Regions from separate parts of the Mus musculus genome. Here all the other regions are linked to region 3. Evidence: chromatin loops called from intact Hi-C (ENCODE). Cell type or tissue: left cerebral cortex. All regions are shown on one strand.

Region 1 (5,000 bases), 110 kb before region 3:
GAGGAGACTTGGCTCTGAAAGACAGAATTGTCTCCTGATAAAGCTTTCCCCACCTTGTATACAAAAAGAGCGGGCGACTGTTAAAACTGGGTGAGGAGCCTCTACCTGCTGTACTTGTTTTCTTCGATGTACTCAAAATACCCTCGGCCATGATCTTCTCGCGGTCTTTTAACGCCTCTCTTTTTATCTCCACCTTTCTGTTCTGTTTTGCCGTCTCCTATAACGACACAGAACACCGCCTTAAAGCATCAGGCCGAAAACTAAATAATGCAGTTAAGCACCTTTTGTGTTTCGAGCCTCAAGAGCTGTTACTGATTATTTTTTTCTGACTGATTCTTTGACTTTTTTAATCGACAAATGAAAATAAAAAAGTCTGGACTTGGACTGGACACAGTGACGCAGTCTGAAGACTGAACTTGCCAGCCTACCGCAACCTTCCAGAAAGCATTTTTTAAAAAGAGTTTAAAAAAAAAAAAAGCGGGACACCGCCCGGGCCCACGTGCGCCGGCCGCGCTCAAACGAGGGGGGGGGAAGCCTGGGCCCACCTCCCCTCCCCCACACGAGCCCGCGTGCCCCGCCGCCGCATTGTACTGAGCTTCCGCCCCGCTCCCCGCGCCTGCCGCCGGAAGTGACGTCACCACGAGCCCCTGCGCTCCTTGCACAATACCGCGGCGCTAAGCCGCCAAAGCCCGCCCGCTCCGGGACCTTCGGGCTTCTCCCCTCCCCCCACCGCCGACATGTGCCCGGACCGCGCGCACGCAGCGCCCCAGCGGCCGGCGCTCCCGCCCGGCCGGCCCCCCCACCGCGGCAGCTGCAGCGCTCCCCCCACCCCGGCGCCCGACATACATAATGGAGGCGCCGCCGGCATGGCGAGCAGAGCCTCCCGGGGCTCCCCCGCCCCCACCCTCCCGCGGCGCTCGCCCCGAGGGGCCCCGGCAGGCCTGGGGCACGGTCCCCACCGCCACGCGCACCCATCACGCAACACTCACCCGCCACCTTCCGCCTTCTTACCTCCCGCCTGCTGTTGGCCCTGCCTCGCCCCTGGCGGCGCCACCGTCACCGCGAAGAGCGAGGTGGGGCCGCTGCTCTTGCCCGCGGCCTCCTTGCCGGCACCACGCTGCTGGGAAGGCTGCTGCTGCGCCGCCGCTGCCGGCGGTTGGGACTGCTGCTCCCCGTGACCGTTCTCGTCGCCCGCGCCCTCCTCCTCGTCGCCGAGCTCGTCTTCCCCCTCCTGGAAGCCCTGGTCGTCGCCGTTCTCGTCTTCCGACGCTGCCTCCTCTTCCTCCATCGCGCCGGCGTCAGCCGCCCCCGCCGCCCCGTTCTCCTCGCCCAGCTCCATCTGGTCGCCGTCCAGAGCGGCGATGCCCTCCTCCTCCTCGTCGTCTTCGGCGCCAGCCGCGGCCTCCTGCTCTAGGCCCGCTCCCGAGCGCCCGGCCGCATCGCCACCTAGGTCGAGACTGCCGTTCCCGGGCTCCATGGCGGGGCGGCCTCCTGCCTCGTTGTCCAGCGCGGCCTGGAGTCGATCCATGAGATCGGCCTTGAGGCCCTTGTCGGAGAGGCGCCGCTTCTTGAGCTCCTCCTTCAGCTCCGACACCTTCAGCTTCTTGACATTAACAGGCGAAGAACTCATGTTGAGGGCCCCGGTTCCCCGCTGACTGCTGGCTCCCTCGGCCTGTGGCGGCGGCGGCTGCTGCTGGTCGGCCCGGGCGGCGGCTGCGGCTGGAGATGGCTGAGTGCTGCTGCAGAACGGACCCGCCTGGTGTCGAACGGCGCCAATTCCTTTCACCGAGTTCGCGAGGCAAGACGCGGAGACTCGCCCGGCGCGAGCGAGCACGCAACGTCCTCTCGCAGGGGCGGCGCCGCGCACGTAATATAGGCGCCCCGCCCCCTGCCGAGGCGAGGCCCGCTAGAGCGGCTGCGCGCGCAGGCCCCGCCCCGCCCCCACTGCGCGACCTCCGCGCTGGGCCGGACCGCGCAAATGGAGGCTCTTAGAAGCCACCTTTCGGTTAAACGGACCCGCCGCAGTGGCCGCCGGCCTTTCCGGCTCTTGAGCCGCCGCGCTCCACCGGCGCTCTGCCTTCTGTGTCCTGGCGGAGGCTCTCCTCCACCCGCCTTCAGTCCTCACCTGGCATTTTCCACTCGAGAACAACCTCCTTTCTTCCATCTTAGTTTAGTTTTTTGGTTTTCGGGTTGTTTTTTTTGTTGTTGTTTCTTGGGTTTTTTTTTTTTTGTTTTGGTTTTTGTTTTTTTTTTTGTCCCTCCGGCTCTAGGTTTAAAAAACTCTTCAAGTTTCCACCGCTGCCCTGTAGAACACCCATAGGCGATTGTTATGCAAAGGTGGTGTTTTGTTTAGTTTTTCCACCATTTAACTGCGTTTTTAAATTTTACAAGTCCTGCCTTGCCAGTCGGACTTATTTTAAGTTCCGCAAGGGCGAGGCCAGAGCCTTTCTTTTGTCTCTTCCCCAACCAGTGGTGCAAGGTTTGGGAAAGAGGCTTGCTGTACTCCACCATGCCTAACAGCCATATAGAGCGGGCCTTGTGTTGCTACTCACCGTATTTTCTATTGACCTTTGAGTAAGCCTTAGATTTTCATGGAAGTTCCCCTCGTTGTACTATAAAGATAGGCCTCTGTCCCCTGCAAATCTGATCCACCAGTTTGGAGACCCTTTAATTACAGATGAGGAAGACAGCCAGCACCCAGCTAGATTATGCACTTTGATCCTCTCCCTGTTTTTTCAGCCACTCTAAACATGTTTGTATACCTGCTGACTTGTCTACAAACTGGTAGTAACAAAAGGCTGGGATTTAGTAAAAAAAGAAAACACCTGTAGTTCTATTACTTGGCAGAGTGAGGCAGAAGTATCAAGAGTTAAAAGCTAGCCTGGGCTACTTAGTAAATTCCAGGCTTATCTGGGTTGAATACCAGACCCTATCTCAAAAAAGAAAAGAAAAAAAATTATGATTTGTTTTCTGGCATTAAATATGTTGTGTTCTTGAAACTTTTATATAGAATTTAATTTCTACACTGGGGCCTTCCTGTGTAGATTGCACCCAAGCTATGCTTGGTGGTACATGTGTATAATTTCAACACTTGGGAGATACAGGTAAGATGATCAAGAATTCAGTGTCAGCCAGGCAGGCAGTGGTGACACCCAAGTTTGGCTCCAGCGCTCAGGAAGCAGAGGCACCCCACCCACCCACCCCCATCCCCTCACCCCCACCCCCACCCTGTCTATGAAGCCAGTTCCAGGACAGCCAGAGCTACACAAAGAAACCCTGTCTCAAGCTAAGCAACTAAGCAACTCAGTCAATAAAATTCATTGTCATCCTTGGCTACAAAAGTTCAAAGCCAGTAGGAGATACCTGAGACCCTGTCTTTACAAAAACCAAGCACACCAAAATGTGAAACTATATATACTGGTGCACTGGTGCTCTGGCAGTAAAGCTGTGGTCCCTGTATTCCTCCTGTTCATCTGAAACTTAACGGTACAGAAATGAAACCTATCTGTCCAATATAATTTAACCAATTAATAAAATGATTTGTTTATTTGGTTTTTTTTTTTTTGAAGGGTCTCTGTGGCCAAGGCTGGCTGTCTATGCCTCCTATGCACTGGAATTAGAAGCATGCATTACTGCTCCCTGCTGCAACCATTTTTAAAAAGCATTATCCCTGGGGGGCTGGTCAGACATCTTAGCAGTTAAGAACACTAGCTGTTCTTCTAGAGGTCCTGAGTTCAATTCTCAGCAACCACATGGTGGCTCACAACCATCTGTAATGGGATCCGATACTCTCGTCTGGCATTCAGGTGTGCATGCAGATGAAATACTCATGCATTAAAAAAAAATTAATTTTTTTTTTTTTTGGTTTTTCGAGACAGGGTTTCTCTGTATAGTCCTGGCTGTTCTGGAACTCACTTTGTAGACCAGGCTGGCCTCGAACTCAGAAATCAGCCTGCCTCTGCCTCCCAAGTGCTGGGATAAGACTACTAGAGAAGCCCGCCAACTATAAACACTATCAAAAAGTGTTATCTGTCATATACCAGTTGATTGTGGTGTAGAAAAGCACAAGAGCTGGCCACCACAAGAGACAGCAGGAAGGACGTCACGCATGTATATAACCCCAGCCCTTGGGAGGTGGATCATAAGGTGAAGGCACTGTCAGATACATAGTGAGTTTAAGGCTAGTCTGGGTTACAGGAGGTCCTGTCTCAACGCTTCTCAAAGACTAGAGATGGCCAATAAAATAACCACTAGACACATATAGTTACCTAAATCTAGCCTAATGAAAGCAAAATGAAAATTCATTCTTCAGTCACACTAAGCACTTTTCAATATCCTTCACAGCCAGTCGCCTGTATAACATATTTCCTTCACAGACTTCTTTGGGACAACAGTTAGAGCAAGGATACAGCTATATATAGTCTAGCTGTGACTCAACACTTGATTTTAGCCAAAAGGCCAAGCAGCAATTAGATATGACTCAATTGCCAGGCTACATGGAAAATTGGCCCCAGGAATGGGGATAAAAGTATGTCAGATCCATTGATAGACAAATACGTGTATGTGTCTGCAGTTCCCAATCTGTGTAACAAGTATGAAGAAGAAACTTAAGGGTTTTTTGAAAAGTCATTTGGATTGTGTTTTTGCTTGTTTTTGTTTGTCATGTGTCACGTGTGACAAACACGTGAAGGAACGTTTTGTTAAAGTGGACACAGGTATGAAAGGCTAAGGCAAATTCTCGAAGGAACGTCAGGTGAAAGGATGTACTGCTAAAGCAACACGCGAAAGGACACGTGATGAAGGATTCTTTGCTAACGACACACATGCATTGTGTCCACCTTGCATTGCGTAGTTGAGCTGCATTTGTTGAGACTCCATAGAGAGAAACCGAGCCAAAAAACTTCTGGTGGTGTGCTGCAGTTTCTTGCCACTTCCTCGGACTTGGGCTGATTGGCAAAGTGATGTCAGCTGAGACAGGTGCACATGTTGAGGCAAGACCC
Region 2 (5,000 bases), 130 kb before region 3:
AGCACACATGCCTGCAAATAAGTAAGTAAATAAACCCTTTTTTCAAAAGAACTGTGAGAGAATATATTGGCAGGTGTGACTCTACAGGAAAAGTTAAATATTTGATAACCGAAAATTCCATAAGCACGATTGCCAAAGCAACTGGATTAGAAGAAAACTGTTCTACAGAGTTAGAAAGAGAAGCTGTGAATTAAGAAAATAATCATAACTACTATTCATTTTTGTGGTATTGAGGATGCAACCCAAGACATCACTCATGCTAAGCAAGGCTCTACCTAGCACTAAGCAGCCCATTTTATTTAGGCACATGAAAGCTTACTGTTGAAGTTGAGTCTTATGAAAGGAATAAGTGGGGGTGGCGAAGCAGCTCAACAGCTTGTTGCCCAAAGACCTAGATTCAATTCCTACAGTCCACAGAGCAGAATTGTAGTAGGCTACAGAGCTATAGTTACAACAGCTCATCAAAATATTCTTTTTTTTTAAATGTTAGCATATAATTAACCTCCAGCATGGCTTTTAAGGCACCAGAACCCAGGCACCTCCAACAGCCTTAATCTTCTTTTCAGCTCTTCTGCTGAAGGATTTGGCCTTCTCGATGACAGGTTGCTTGGGGAGCTATCCGAGCCCAGAACTTTGTAGTAACTTGATCGAACATCAATGATGGGAGCAGCTCCAGTCTTATTTTTTGCTACATTGACCCGCATCTGCTCGCTGACCAACGTCCACAATTTATCTAGGTTGACAGTTGGGCAGGAGCTCTGGTGCCTCATACCAACTTTCCCAAAGTAACCTGGATGATATTTGTCAAGTTGATCCTGTGGTGATGCATGCCTCCAGCCTCCCCACAGCCTCCTGGGTGCTTGCAGCGGTGCTTACCTATGCTCACATGGCCACAGCTCACGTGACCCTGGAGTTTCCGGGTCTTCCTCAGTCTGGATGGCATGGCGTGGCAGAAAGGGAAAAGGGACAAAATATTCTTAAGAATACTTTTAAGTGCTAAATTATCTTGGATAAAACTGGTCTCTGGACTAGTCCCAAATTCCTGTATAATGGGGCTGTGAGCTAAATGTTACCTGCCTGACCATAAACTGTTACCTCTCTACTTCTGTAAGCAATACTCGATTTCTGTATATGTCACAATTGCATTTTTTCCCCCTTAAAAAATAAAAATCATGGGGCTGGTGAGATGGCTCAGTGGGTAAGAGCACCTGACTGCTCTTCCGAAGCTCTGGAGTTCAAATCCCAGCAACCACATGGTGGCTCACAACCATCCGTAATGAGATCTGACTCCCTCTTCTGGAGTGTCACAGTGTACTTACATATAATAAATAAATAAATCTTTAAAAAAATAATAAATAAAAATAAAAATCACGCCAGGCAGTGGTAGCACACGCCTTTAATCCCAGCACTTGGGAGGCAGAGACAGGCGGATTTCTGAGTTCAAGGCCAGCCTGCTCTACAGAGTGAGTTCCAGGACAGCCAGGGCTACACTAAGAAACCCTGTCTCAAAAAACCAAAAAAAAAAAAAAAAAAAAATTAAAAAAAAAAAATCAAGCCAACTGGAGTTCCACAATACTTCCCAATAATTCGCTTGGAGCAGTCCTGCCCAAGGTTAAATAAAGACTCCATTCAAGTTATTCAGGTCTTGGGCTGTTCTCTTCAGATACCCTATAACAGGACAGAAGGGCCCTTGCAAGTTATCTTCTCATCTCCACACCTAAACTGTAGAACACACCCACACACTTAAAGGTAATAAAAAGATTAAAGCACAAAGTAGCACTTGAAAGAGTACTCAATTATTCTGGTAATAGGGAAGTTTAAATTCTTCCATCAGATCCAGAAACTATCAAACATTACAAAAGGTGATTCTAAAAATCAGTGAGGAAAGTCACTCTCATGCTTATTCATGGGAATCACAAGGGCAACATTTTTGAGAGGACAACAGCAGGACCTAACAACGTGTCCAAGGCTTTTGAGCCAGCTTCCTCATCTTGAAATGTGTTCTACAGAAAATCTTTAGCGTGTGCTCAAAGATGTTTGCTGACGTTTTTTTGGGTTTGGATTAGTAGAAAAATGTGCAGCTTTCTAAAGAAACGTCATTCAGCAGCAAAAAGCTTAAGGGGACACTGTGCAGCCATTGAAGGGAGTAGACCTCCAGGTGCTTACAGACACACACACACAGGTCAAGAATAACCAAAGGTAGAAAACAGTGCCGCTGGTGCAGCAGGCCCACTTCGGTCATATCAGGTTAATGTAAAAAAGATGTTTATAGGAGATTGGAGGCTTTAGTTTTTACTCCATGTATCCATGTATTCTGGTAGGTTTTAAAATTTTTTTGTGCATATATTAACAGTTCTGGGTATCAAATCAAAAACAAGGCCTTGGGTACTCTTTACCCACTGAGCTATACCTTCAAACCCTCCATTGTTATTATCAGTTTTTTGTGAGACAGAGCCTCACTTTGTAGCTGGCCTTGAAGTCACAAGAAACCTACTCTTTCAACCAGAATGCTGGGCTTTTAGGTCAGAGCCAACACATCTGCATCTAATGTTATTTTAAATGACTCCAAAATGTATTTGCATAATAATTTTAATTAAGAGAAGGAAAACAGATTGGAAGAACACAACAGTTAACTCCTTTGTTAACTATAGTTCCTATGAGGGGGAAACCACACAACCACTCACCCCAATCCTTAGTTAAAAATTCTACAAGGCTGATTCTACTGTGACAGGAGAGACCTGGAATGCTGCAAGCCTGGAGCTAAATTATCTTAGGCTATCCTTGGCCTCCTTAATAGCCATTCATTGCCCACTTCTATGTATAGCTTAGCATCTATCCTTGTGACTGTCCTTCTGGAATGTATAAACAGAACACTAACTTCCACCAATCCCAAAGACTGAGAATGTCATCAGATGAAATCTAAGGCCAATAGCCAGAGACATTCCATAAACTGAAGTGTCTTATCTCTTTTGTTACCATATAAAACTCATAAGACTGTAACACTTTTATGTTGAATATGGTTTGGGGGCAGTTTGAATCCTGTCCTTGGGTCATGATCATTTACATTTTACTACAGAATAAACTCTATTCTCTTCAAAGTCGTTTTCTTTCATCCACACCTTCAGGGAGAAGGAGAAGGGTGAGCTTGTTACTTTTCATTATTAACTGTTAAAAGACAAAACTGAAAAATATTCTATTTTCGTTAAATTAAGAAACTTTATCGAATCCATGACATTTTTCAAACAAGTGAAATGGACTCCAACTCAGTATACTCTAGCAACGTCTCAGTCACAAGTAAAACGGTAACGCCATTTCCTCGGTATTTTTCCCGTTACGTCCTTTATACCGCAATTAGGAATGCAAAAGAATTCCTCTCTCCTTTATGGAATATTACAACCTTAAATATTACCTTCCAGACAAAAATTCAAAGCCTGGCTAGCCAAGAATTTCAGTAGAGTATCCCAAACTGTCAAGATAACAGTTCCTTTTCTAGTCCTAGTAATATTAGAGCATTATACACTTTGTAACTGTTCAGCTTCCTTAAAAACAAAAAACAACTTACTACGCATAAAGAGAAATATAAATCACTTTTACCCCCTGGGATTGGCGAAAAGCAGTTAATGAGCATGAAGAATAAGACAGTAAGCAGTCCGCATGGTAATTAAGATGAGACCCTCCCAGCTAACACTGACGGGCAAGTAGCGTGCAGCACGTTACATGAAAGGCGGCATGACTCTGCACAATGACAGGCCGGGACATTTTCCGGGGAAGGGCCGTTTGGAACGGAAGAGGCCAAATCGGGAAATAGGTAAACAAAGAAAGGCAAAAGGCCGGGGCCAGGACATTAACCCGAAAACGGAGTCGCCATCGCCTGCTGAACTGGCTGACACTTGGACCCAAACGACCCACGGTCTGGGTTTCTACCCGCTATGTCACCGTCGCGTCACCCACGGCCTCCCTCCCGAAGGAAGGCACTTGCCGCCTGACGCATGCCCCCTAGGTAGCGGCCGCCTCCATTTTGTCCTGAGTCTCCTCCACGCGAGCGGCGCGCTATTTTTAACCTAAATCTGCGGGCCGGAGGGGGAGGGGCGTGGGCCTGGCGGGCGCTGGAAGGCCGCCGCGAGGGACCGAGGCGGGGGTGCGGGAGGTTGTCAAGGTCACCAAAGCTAGGACAAAGGACAAGCTGGGAACGAGGCCCGCGGAAACAGCGCCAGGCGACTTCCGGCAGTGCGGGGGCCGTCAAACCCGGACTCCCGCCCTCTAAGAGGACAAAGCGGCGCGCGACGCGCGGCCCCGGCTCCGCCCTCAGCGCCCAGCACGGGGACGCGCACAACGGTTGAAATGGCGGTTAAGGCGGAGGAGGGGCTGAGGGAAGCGAGTTTCTCGGTGCTCCTTGACTCGGGCCACCCTGCCTGCGAGACAGGAACCGGTGGCGCTTCTCTAGGTTGCCACCACTCGCGTTCCTCATGGTCGGTTGCGGGTTGGAAAACAGTGTGGCCGGTTCCATGGAACAAAGGAGTGTGCCAGGGCGGGCTTCCGGACAGCCCCAGGAACGCTCCCTAAGATGGCCGCCGCCGCGCGGGGATGGGGTGGGCGGAGCCCGTGTTGCTCCCGTCGCGGGCCTGGGCGGGGCGATGGAGAGGACTGGTGCCCATGGCGGCCGCCCCGGAGCCCCACGAGACGGAGAAAAAGGTAATGTTCGCCATGGGGCAAGGGGGGGTGGGGGGAGGTGTGCAGTGCGCAGGCCGCGACCCGGTTTCCTAGACCCATCCCATAGCCGCGAGGTATATCAGCGATCTAGTCCTCATATCCCGGATATATCTAAATTGCCAGTTAAACTAGTGAAGAGCAGGCCTGCAGGGTCAGAAAACGGAGACTAATCCAAAACTAGCATTGGATTTGGTAGAAAGGGCTAATAAAGGGGAAATGAAAACTCTGGAGAGCTGGGCGTGATGGTGCATGCCAGTAATCTCCACTTTGAGGGCTGAGGCAGGGGTGAG
Region 3 (5,000 bases):
TACAACACAACTTTCTTATGCATAGCTATACAAAATTGCAAATACAAGCAACAAAATTTAGTAGCACATTAATGCAAATTGTGTTTTTCCTAGAAATGTAAAAGTATTACTTTGCTGGACATTTACTTATGTAGCACATCATATTAGTATGCAGATAGTTAAGAGGCATTTGACAGAATTCAGCACATGTTGATAATTCTAAAGTCTCAATAAAGCAGTCACTAGAGAATGCTTCCTTAGCCCCAAGCTGAGGTTCTTCCTTAGAGAGGAGGCAAGTGCGCCATTTTGTTAAAGTTATGAACAAGATAAGGATATCTACATTAACCATTGTCAATTAATATTAACATAATTGGGCAAGCAGTGACATGGACATAAGTACTGGACATGATATGGTAGGAGGTAGAAAAGATAGGAGAAAGAAAAACTATTTGTAGGAAAGAAAACTAAATATCTAGAGAACCCAGAAGAACTGATAAGAAAACTATTGCAAAGAAAAATGAATTTTAGTAAAGTAGCAAGATTCTTATACAGAAGGCTGGTGACATGGTTCAACAGGGAGAAACACTTGTGTGTAGTAGCCCTGACAACCTGAGAGAAATCTTTGGGTCCCACAGAGTGGCCAGAGAGACCAGACCCCTGGGTTGTCTGTCTTCCAACCTCTTCCTCCTAGCTATGGCAGTATCTCCAGTTTTAGTCTTGCACTAATTTACATTCCCATCAATAGTCTGTTCGTCTCCCTCCCGTCCCCTCCCCTCCCCTCCCCTCCCCTCCCCTCCCCTCCCCTCCCCTCCCCTCCCCTCCCCTCCCCTCCCCTCCCCTCCCTTCCCCTTCCCTCCCCTCCCCTCCCCAGCATTTGTACTTTTCAGTGTTTTGTTAATTGCCATTCTGAGGGGTGAGGTGATATCTCATTGTGGTTTGGCTTTACAGTTCCCTAGTAAGCAGTGACACTGGACATATTTTCATGTTTGTCTGTCGACCATTTGTATATCTCATCTTAGAAAATGTCTGTTCAGATCATTAGCTTTTTTTTTAATCCAGAGACTTTTTAGTTGTTCAAACCCATCATATTTTCTAGATATTAATCCCTTTTCAGATACATCATTTACAAATATTTCCTCTATTCTATATTCGTCTCTTCATCTGTCGTCTCTTTCTTTGGTGCAGAAAGTCTCAGTTTGGCATAATTCCATTTGCCTATCACTGCTTTTGTTGGCTGTGCTTTTGAGATCTTAACTACCACCACCAATAACAGCAACAACAACAATGAAGACGCAAATTATTGCCTGTACTGGACTTGAAGTGTTTCAAAATCTTAGTATCTGCTAGCTCAAAATGTGAGTTTATCTGCAAGTCAGGTGTTTACAGAGATGATTGGATTTAAAACCGGTGCTGAGAGAGAGGCCTAATTGCTCTCTCTGGCTCTCTCACCCTGTGCATGCCAGGCAGGTGGCTTACCACTGGCTTATACCAGGAGAGATGCCAGGGTGTCTGTGTTCAGAGGGATGCCCCGTTAGGACATAGCAAGGGCTCTCTCTGCAAGTTAAGCTGGGAGGCTTTGGGGTGAAACCAGATTTCCAGCCCTCAGAGCCGTGAGAAAAGAAGTTGCTGACAGTGTTTATCTTCCATGCCCTACCCCCACACCGTGTGATACTTTCTCAAGGTAGCTTCAGCAAGCTAATACAGGCACAAAAGCAGCAATGATGATGCGGTTTCTTCAGAGCCCTTATCACTGACTAAAATTAGCTTGTGCTCAGTTATGTTTGTGCTCTGTTCCTCCCAGTAGTAAGCTCCAAGGCGAGAACAGGGGCTCGTCCTTCTCATCCCCACAGCAGTCACAGCACTGAGCAAAAGTAGCTGTGTCATTAACTTACTGATTCTGTCTCTGCAGTGTCCGGGTTTTTACAGAGCCAGCGCTCTTTTTGGGACTGTAACTTCTAGCACAGAGACTAAGAAGAAATAGCTTTGCAGCAAATAAGAGGCAGAAACTCCTTGTTCTTCTCTTTTACAGGCTCTTCAGTTGATTAGGAAGGCCTTTGAGGCCATTTTGGAACAGAAAATCTGCCCTTGTTTTAGATTTATTTTATTATTTGGTTTTAAAATAACTTGGATCTAGGAAAAATGCCCTCATAGGGGAAGAAGGCAGGGTCTTCGTTTTGTTCTCTACTCTTCTGTAAGTACCCGGCATAGCAGTCTTCAGTAAATGTTTGTTAAATGAATGGGAACCCATTTTCCAAAATTCTGCTTTGTTCTAGAAATTTCCAAATTGTGTTTTGCTTACTGATACTTAGTGTAACAGCAGTTATATTATAGAGGGTAAACGGTTTTGCACCTTTTGCCCCTCATAATTGCATCAGATGCCCTCTGTCTGTTCTCACTGGGGATGGGCGGGGTGGGGGGGTGGGGGGTGGTGGTGGTGGTGGTGGTGGTGGTGGTGTGTGCATCAGATGTCCCTGGTCTGTCCTCTCTGTTGTTTGTGACCTTGACTGCCCTTATGGATGACTCAGTCTAGCTCAGTGGCTCTGCTGCCACCCCGTGTCAGCAGTGGGGTACTACACCCACTGAATGTCCATCAGGAACCCATCCCATTCTTCTGTTGGGTTGCTCTTCATGACCTGTTTGTCTAAGTGACATTTCTTTCTGAATGGTATACATGAAGAAATAAATTCTTCTGTTTAAAAGCCTTTAGAGCTGGTTTGTATTTATCAATATAAGGAATCTATGCATTTGAATAAAATACATGAAAGTTTCCATATTTTAAAACATTTATATAAAATAGTTGTTTCATTTGTCAGTTTATTAAAAATCCCATAAACGATTTATAGAGAAGAAAATAATATTTTAAAAAGCTTTAAAAAATTTAAATAAGACTTTTGTTGATTTCTGCTTTATTTGCATAGTAGATTACTAAGTGAGTTGGTTCTAACCACTCTAGTCAATGGAGGAAATTAACTTGTCTACAGGCTCCTGCATCAGCTGTTTGAAATAGCAGTAGCCACAATATCAGTGACTGATGTGCAGAAGCCAGTTTAGAAAAGCGTTCTGAAACCATTGTTAAAAACTAGCTGATATTAAAATCATTTTAACTTGTTTTAAAGAGGTCAGGCAGTAGAGACGGCTCAGCAGTTAAGGGCACTCTTGCAGAGGACCTGGGTTTGGTTCCCAGCACTCGTGTTGGACCACACACCTACTGGACCAACACACATACTGAACCAATAAGTGAGCTCATGTTGAGCCCACACCCACCTGAACTCTAACTCAGGGAATCTAATTCCCTCAGCTGACCTCCTGTGTATCCACATGCATGGGACACAGTCATACACAGAGACACATAAAAATAAGTAAATAAATCTTTTATAAAAAATCAAACAAGCCAGGCATGGTGGCTCACACCTTTCATCCCAGCACTTAGGAGGCAGAGGCAAGCAGATATTTGCATTTGAGTTTGGGGTCAACCTGGTCTACAGAGTGAGTTACAGGACAGCCAGGGCTACATAGAGAAACCCTTCCTCAAAAAACAACAAACAAACAAATAACACCCCAGAGTTGCCTGTTTCTACAGCATTTGTTGTTTTTTTTTGGGGGGGGGGATAGGGCCTCACTATGTAATCCTGGCTGGCCTGAATCTCACTGTGTTGACTAGGCTGGTCTTGAACTCATGACAGTCCTCCTGTCTCCCTAGTGTTGGGATTACAGGTGTATGCTACCATACCTATCATAAGAAGTTTTAAATATTAGATAGGCACAATGATACATGTTTATAATCCTAACACATAGAAAGTTGAGACAGAGGATTGCTTTGAGTTCAGGGATAGCATAAAAAGACTCTTTCAAAATACAAATAAAATTTAAAAGTGCCTTAATGATTTTAATGATATTAAAAGGTTTGATTGGAGCAGTGAGATGGCTAAGTAGAAAAGTGCTTTTGTGACTGAGGACCTAGGTTTGGATTCTTAGCACCTAAATAGAAAGTTGGATGTGGCAGTGACTGTTGTAATTCCAGCACTGGGGAGGCAGAGACAAGAGACTCTCTGGGCTTACTGATAGCCAGGCTCGTCAACTGGTATGTTCCAGTTCAGTGAGAGACCCTATCTCAAAACTAAGGTAGAGAGCGAGAGGAAGATAGCTGGCATAGACCTCTGGCCTCTATGTTTATGTGCACTTACAAAAATAGGTTTACATTGTTGCTATTTTGTTTTTTGAGACCAGGTCTCATTATGTAGCCCTGACTATGACAAAACTTGCTATGTAGACTAGGTTGGCTTTGAATTTGTAGTAATCTTATATCTCAGCCTGCTGAGTGCTGAAATTATACGTATGGGCCACCATACCCAGCTCATTAAAAATAGGTTGAAGGAGCCAGGTGTAGTGGCACACACCTTTAATCTTAGCACTTGGGAGGCAGAGGCAGATAGATACAGATCTCTGTGAGTTCAAAGGCAGCCTGGTCTACGTAACTAAGCTCCAAGACAGCCAGATCTATAGCAAGACCCTGTCTTAAATCCTCTGTCCCCCAAAATAGGTTTAAGTGGGTTCTTAAAATAATTTTCAGGGTCAGCAAGATGGCTTAGTGGGTAAAGGTACTTGCTGCCAAGTACCATATTGATTACCCGAGTTCAATCCCCAGGACCCACACAGTGGACAGAAAGAACTGACTCCCATAAGTTGTCTTCTAACCTCCACATGTGGACAGTAGCACGCACTTCTAACCTGTACCCTTCCCACATCCCATTCAGCTCCCCAATAAATCAACAAAGAAGTGTAAGAAAAATTAAAAACAAAATAATTTTCAGTCAGTTTACTTGACCTAAAAATCTTACTTGTTGGAAATAGGCTCAGCCAACTTTTAATATTTATATCATTTTACCTATTGCTTTTATTTAGTAATTGATGTTTTTACTAATAAAATTTATTTTAAAATATACAACTCAGTTATATTAACATTTTTTAAGTTATCAAAAATAATTTATAATAGTTAAATGCCTCTTAAATATACATGCTAT
Region 4 (5,000 bases), 310 kb before region 3:
AAGCTGGGCTAGTTGGCCATCAGTGGAAAGAGAGGCCCATTGGACATGCAAACTTTATATGCCCCAGTACAGGGGAACGCCAGGGCCAAAAAGTGGGAGTGGGTGGGTAGGGGAGTGGGGGGGGAGGGTGTGGGGGACTTTTGGGATAGCATTGGAAATGTAATTGAAGAAAATACCTAATAAAAAATATTTTTTAAAAAAGGAGTATACCGAATATAAGAGGTAAATCATAAATATTTATAAAACTGATTAATAAAAGATCATTGTTAAGGCCACACACTGATCCCAGAGACTTTGATTTAGTAAATGAACTATCTAACAATCTCCAGTTGAAGAACCACCGTGTGCAGTGATGAAATGTTTATGCAAATGCAGGAGCAATGACCTACAACGACATTAATTTTTTTCATTTTTGTAGATTTAATAGGAGTGGATGTCAACGTCGAGATTTCTCTTATGTGATCGACAAGTAAGAAATACTCCTAATATAGTCAATTATATTGCCCCTAGTAGTTTATAATCAGCAAGTACTTAGTGTTTGTAACACTATTGGCATGCATATTTAAACACAGTTTCCAAATGTAAGAGAAAAGAAAAGCTGTAGAGATGACCAGTAAGTAACCTTGGCTGAAACACTTCTAAGACACACTTAGCATTATCCTCACTGTTTCAATTGGTTAAACGGACCAAGTATCATTTAGACTCAAATCTCTTATCTGTTCCTTCTGATTTAAGATAGCCAAATAAGAGTATTTGTTCCCACCTCTCTTCTCTACACGACTGTGTAATGAACCTAATTAGAATTTACATGTCCCCTGAGTTCACAGAGGAGAAGGATTCCATTATAGGAATAAATTAAATGTAGGGAATAACTGGGGTTTTAAAATACACTTGTCAGACCCAGAGAATCGGCTCAGTGGATAAAGTTCCAAACCTATGGAAATCCAAGCAGAGTAGCATCCATCTTAAATTCCAGTGTGCTGACAGGGAGAGGAATCAAGAGAATCTTGCAGACAAGCTGGACTGACATATGCAGTGACAAACAGCAATGTGGAAGGGATGGACCAACTCTAGAGGTTGTCCTTTGACCTGCATATGCATGCCACACACACACACATATACACACGCCACATTCACACAAATGTATAAACCCACAATCAACACCACCCTAAATAAATTATGCTTTTCGTTTTTATTTATTTTAATGTTTATTTATCTATTCTATGTACATGAGTGTCCTATCTGCATGTATATATGCATGGCAAAAGAGGGCATCGGGTCCCATTAGAGTTGGTTGTGAGCCACCATGCAGTTGCTGGGAACTGAACTCAGGATCTCTGGAAGAGCAGCCAGTGCTCTTAACTTCTGAGCCATCTCTCCAGCCTTTACTTTTTAAAATGGAAGGGAAGAATAAGCAGAAAATAACACATGTCTTTTTTTTTTTAAACAGGGAACTTCTGAGAGAAAGTCTATCTGACAATTTGGTAAGAAACCTATAAATGTGTCTGTGTGATAAGTGGACACAACAACTGAAGCATTTTTCTTTCTACAGAAAGTAAGGTACGACGTGGCAAAATATGGCTGCCCTCTCACCCTTGAATTGGGACAAATGTTTCAACCCATAGTAGAATTGTAAGTTCATACCCACTTGGGAAATTAGTTTGTGTGCTGCAAAAATGGCTTGGTTGTTAAGAGATCATTCTGTACTTACAGAGGACCTGAGTTCAGTCCCCAGCTCCTACACAGTGGCTCACAACCACCTACAATGCCAGGTCCAGGGAATCTGATGTCCTGATCTGGCCTCCTTGGGCTGGGAAGGGCTTGGCTTCTCTCAGGTGGGGAGGGCAAGAGTGGTAGCTTAGTGCTTCACTTTATTTTGCTGCCAGAGAGTTCCTACTGGGGTCCAGAAGGCTTCTGCTCTCATGCATTGCTGCTTGCCTTACTTCTGCAACCCACCCTGCTTGTAAGGTCTGTCAGGTGCCTATCTACCCACATCACTCATTGAAACCCTCTGTGCTATAGGCCTAATCCTCTCTGGTTTATACCTTCTAATTTTCCTGGGCACCAAGGCTCATCCTCCCCCTACTGAGACCTAGTTTTGTAGGTTTTTTTTTTTCCTTGTTTTATAACAAGGTCTTTGTTTCTCCAGAGTTAAAATAAATGCACAATAAATGGTAAAAGTCACATGTTCTTTCCCAATAAAGCTCTTTAATTCAGCTTATCAGCATTCAGCACCCATTTCCCAACAATTACCACATCAGATACTTCCCCCAAGTACTGGGCCAAGCACTAAGAATTTAAGGATTGAGGATGGGATGTCTGCCCTCAAAAGATGGACTAAGTAAATACAAAAGCTGATATGCCAAGTTGTCTTATAGACAAGAATGAAGTGGGTAGTAGGTATTGGGACACAAAAGGAAAGAATCCACCCTAGCTATGAGGGGTCCTGCTCCTGGCTCTGGAAGATATTCTGGAACCGTGTACTGGACCCTTAAAGGATGACGAACAAATACTTAGCTGGACCCAGAGGGAAGGTCAAAAGAGCCTGGATATCAGTGAATTTTATCGGAGAAGCCTTTCAATGAGAATGGAAGTTTGAGGACAAAAATGTATAAACGTACAGTGTTAGGTCGCATGTCATGTGAAGAGCACCAGCAGAAGAGGCTGGAAAGGTGATCAAGGGTCAAGACCATGCAAGGCTCCCATCTGTTCCCTTCCTTTAGGACGGTCATGACAGTGAGCATTTGCTTTAGCTGTAGCTCTCTGGATTTTAGGGGAAGACATCTAAGTAGGGAGACCTGATGGCAAAATACTATTCAGGAGGTGGGGAATGATTGAAAGGGTAACTTGGACCAAGAAGTACATCTCTGTTACAACTGTGTTACTGTAGTCAGAAAGAGTTGACAACTGATATGTGTGAGTGGTGAGGGAGACAATGAAGATGGATCAGTCAAAAGTCCACAGCACATCTATATATCTTCAAACATTTGAACCAGAAGCTCATAGCCACCATATGTCTTAGGATTCCTATTGCTATGAGGAAACGTCAGGACCAAAAGCAACTTGGTGGGGGTGGGGGATGAGGGGCGGGAAGAAGGTTGGTTCAGCTATAGTTTTTAGTACATCATCCAGCAATGTCAGGCAGGAACCTGGAGGCGGGAGCTGCCTGGTTTGCTTGATCTGCTTTGTTAAAAAACCCAGGATCGGCTTCCGGCGGCCGCCTACTGCGACCAGGGTGGTCTGCACTGTCACCCATGGATCAGCGCGGCGTCGGCGACGGCCTTTCGCTGAGCTGGCCCGGAGGCTGCGATCCCTGTGCGTGCAAGCCGAGGCCCCGCGGCCATGAACGGCAAAGAAGGACCAGGAGGGTTCAGGAAGATGAAACATAACGCCTTCCCACATAACCAAAGGAGAGAGGAGAAGGATGCCAGTTTGTCTTCGCCGGTGATGCTGGCCTTCAAATCACTTCAGCAGGAGCTGGACACCAGGCACGACAAATATGAGAGACTTGTGAAGCTAAGCCGGGATATTACTGTGGAAAGTAAGAGCACAATTTTTCTTCTCCATAGGATTACAAGTACTCCTGATATGGAGGGAGATACTGACTGAATCAGAAAGTAAGCTGGATGGTGTCAGACAGAAGATCCTGCAGGTAGCCCAAGACCTGTCGGGGGAAGACATGCACCAGTTCCATTGAGCCGTCACCACAGGACTGCAGGAATATGTGGAGGCTGTCTCTTTTCAACACTTCATCAAAACTCGTTCATTGATCAGTATGGAAGAGATTAACAAGCAGTTGGCATTTACAGCAGAAGACAGTGGGAAAGAGAGCAAGACTGCTCTAGGCATGAACCTGGTTCACAGACATACATGAACGCACAATATGCATACACATAAAATAATAAGGAAATCCACTGCAGCCTGACTAAGATGACTGCCTCCCGTGGACGGACAAGAGAAGCAGCTGGTTACATGGAGACTGAAGCTCACCCCTGTTGACTACCTGCTGGGCGTGGCCGACCTAACTGGAGAGTTGATGCGGATGTGTATTAACAGTGTGGGGAACGGGGACATCGACACCCCCTTTGAAGTGAGCCAGTTTTTACGCCAGGGCCAGGTTTATGATCGTTCATTGGCAACACTGGGGCCTATGAGGTCTCTAAGAAGCTATACACCTTGAAACAGAGCCTGGCCAAAGTGGAGAATGCTTGCTATGCCCTTAAAGTCCGGGGTTCCGAGATTCCTAAGCACATGCTGGCAGACGTGTTTTCAGTTAAAACAGACATGATTGATCAGGAAGAGAGCATTTCTTAAGCAGCCCCACTCTGCTAAGGAGCTCCTGGGCAACCAGTTGGTGAGACTGTTCTGAGTGTGCATCTGAGTTTATTGTGGCTTCTGTAGACGTTCCCAGTTGTACTAGTTTGAAGTTGTAAACAGCTGTATATAAGTTTGTCCACAGGGATGTTGTTTCTTACACTCACTCGCATTTGCATACAGTGTTTGTATATGTGCTTGCTCTATTGTTGTGTGAACATGCTTCCGATTGCACTTTCTGCCACACCTACTTTAGTTCACTTTGAACTTGGAGTGACATTTTGGGTGGAAGGAAGTCTCTTAAGTGGGTGATTCTGTCTATGGAGGGAAAAGTGTGGTGAAACTTCTAGAGTGAGCTTCCTCAGCAGTATCATGGCAGGCCTTTAACGTGGGCTCAGTACATGAAACAGCAGTTTAAATATGTTAAGTTATCAGTGTTTTCTAAGTGCAAGTTTTGGTGGTAGTATAATGAGAATTCACTTAAAATTCTGGTAAAGTTTAGGTCGTTTTGAATTCGTAGGAAGCAGTTCTGAAGAGTTGATGGATATCTGGATGTTCACTTTCCCACGTCAACTTCTCCTTTCTCACAGATGTGGAAAGGAAGGAGCTGACACTGGTCATCACTGGTGACGCTGAGTAACTGACTCTACACTCGTGTGTAGGTTGTGAGCAGCCAGGCCCTTTGT

The links. A loop is a pair of places that touch in the nucleus more often than their neighbours do. Peaks named below come from ENCODE experiments on the same cell type or tissue, not always from the same donor. Only the 100,000 strongest peaks of a DNase experiment are listed, where the experiment ranks them.
Region 1: it touches region 3 in a loop (4-fold over the local background); 11 of 42 quality-filtered maps call a loop at or near these places.
Region 2: it touches region 3 in a loop (4-fold over the local background); 23 of 42 quality-filtered maps call a loop at or near these places.
Region 4: a loop joins it to region 3, with 4 times the contacts of the local background. A loop is called at or near these places in 35 of 42 quality-filtered maps.

The regions. Positions count from the first base shown.
Region 1 is chr1:178,335,942-178,340,941 of GRCm38, forward strand. Hnrnpu (heterogeneous nuclear ribonucleoprotein U) reads right to left here and starts at 1,874. Exons shown (of 14, transcript NM_016805.3): 1 at 1,012-1,874; 2 at 106-217; 3 at 1-14. The coding sequence starts at 1,630. In left cerebral cortex, a CTCF peak has its summit at 1,962; DNase peaks (open chromatin) are centred at 13, 185, 656, 1,346 and 2 more places; H3K4me3 peaks cover 2,771 bases; H3K27ac peaks cover 2,803 bases.
Region 2 is chr1:178,314,517-178,319,516 of GRCm38, forward strand. Cox20 (cytochrome c oxidase assembly protein 20) reads left to right here and starts at 4,637. Exons shown (of 4, transcript NM_025511.2): 1 at 4,637-4,692. The coding sequence starts at 4,654. LOC115487370 (a long non-coding RNA gene) reads right to left here and starts at 1,380. Exons shown (of 2, transcript XR_003948789.1): 1 at 877-1,380. In left cerebral cortex, no CTCF peak of the experiment used is centred here; DNase peaks (open chromatin) are centred at 2,759, 3,356, 3,776, 4,038 and 2 more places; H3K4me3 peaks cover 2,129 bases; H3K27ac peaks cover 2,476 bases.
Region 3 is chr1:178,446,859-178,451,858 of GRCm38, forward strand. The region is part of intron 2 of Efcab2 (EF-hand calcium binding domain 2); the gene reads left to right. Among named protein-coding and RNA genes, the nearest start is that of Efcab2, 43 kb to the left of the region's middle. In left cerebral cortex, a CTCF peak has its summit at 2,563; DNase peaks (open chromatin) are centred at 1,700 and 2,526; H3K27ac peaks cover 983 bases.
Region 4 is chr1:178,139,959-178,144,958 of GRCm38, forward strand. It overlaps Catspere2 (cation channel sperm associated auxiliary subunit epsilon 2), which reads left to right. Exons shown (of 23, transcript NM_001368822.1): 16 at 419-469; 17 at 1,451-1,484; 18 at 1,553-1,632. It also overlaps the pseudogene Gm8010. Among named protein-coding and RNA genes, the nearest start is that of Desi2, 45 kb to the right of the region's middle. In left cerebral cortex, no CTCF peak of the experiment used is centred here; no DNase peak of the experiment used is centred here.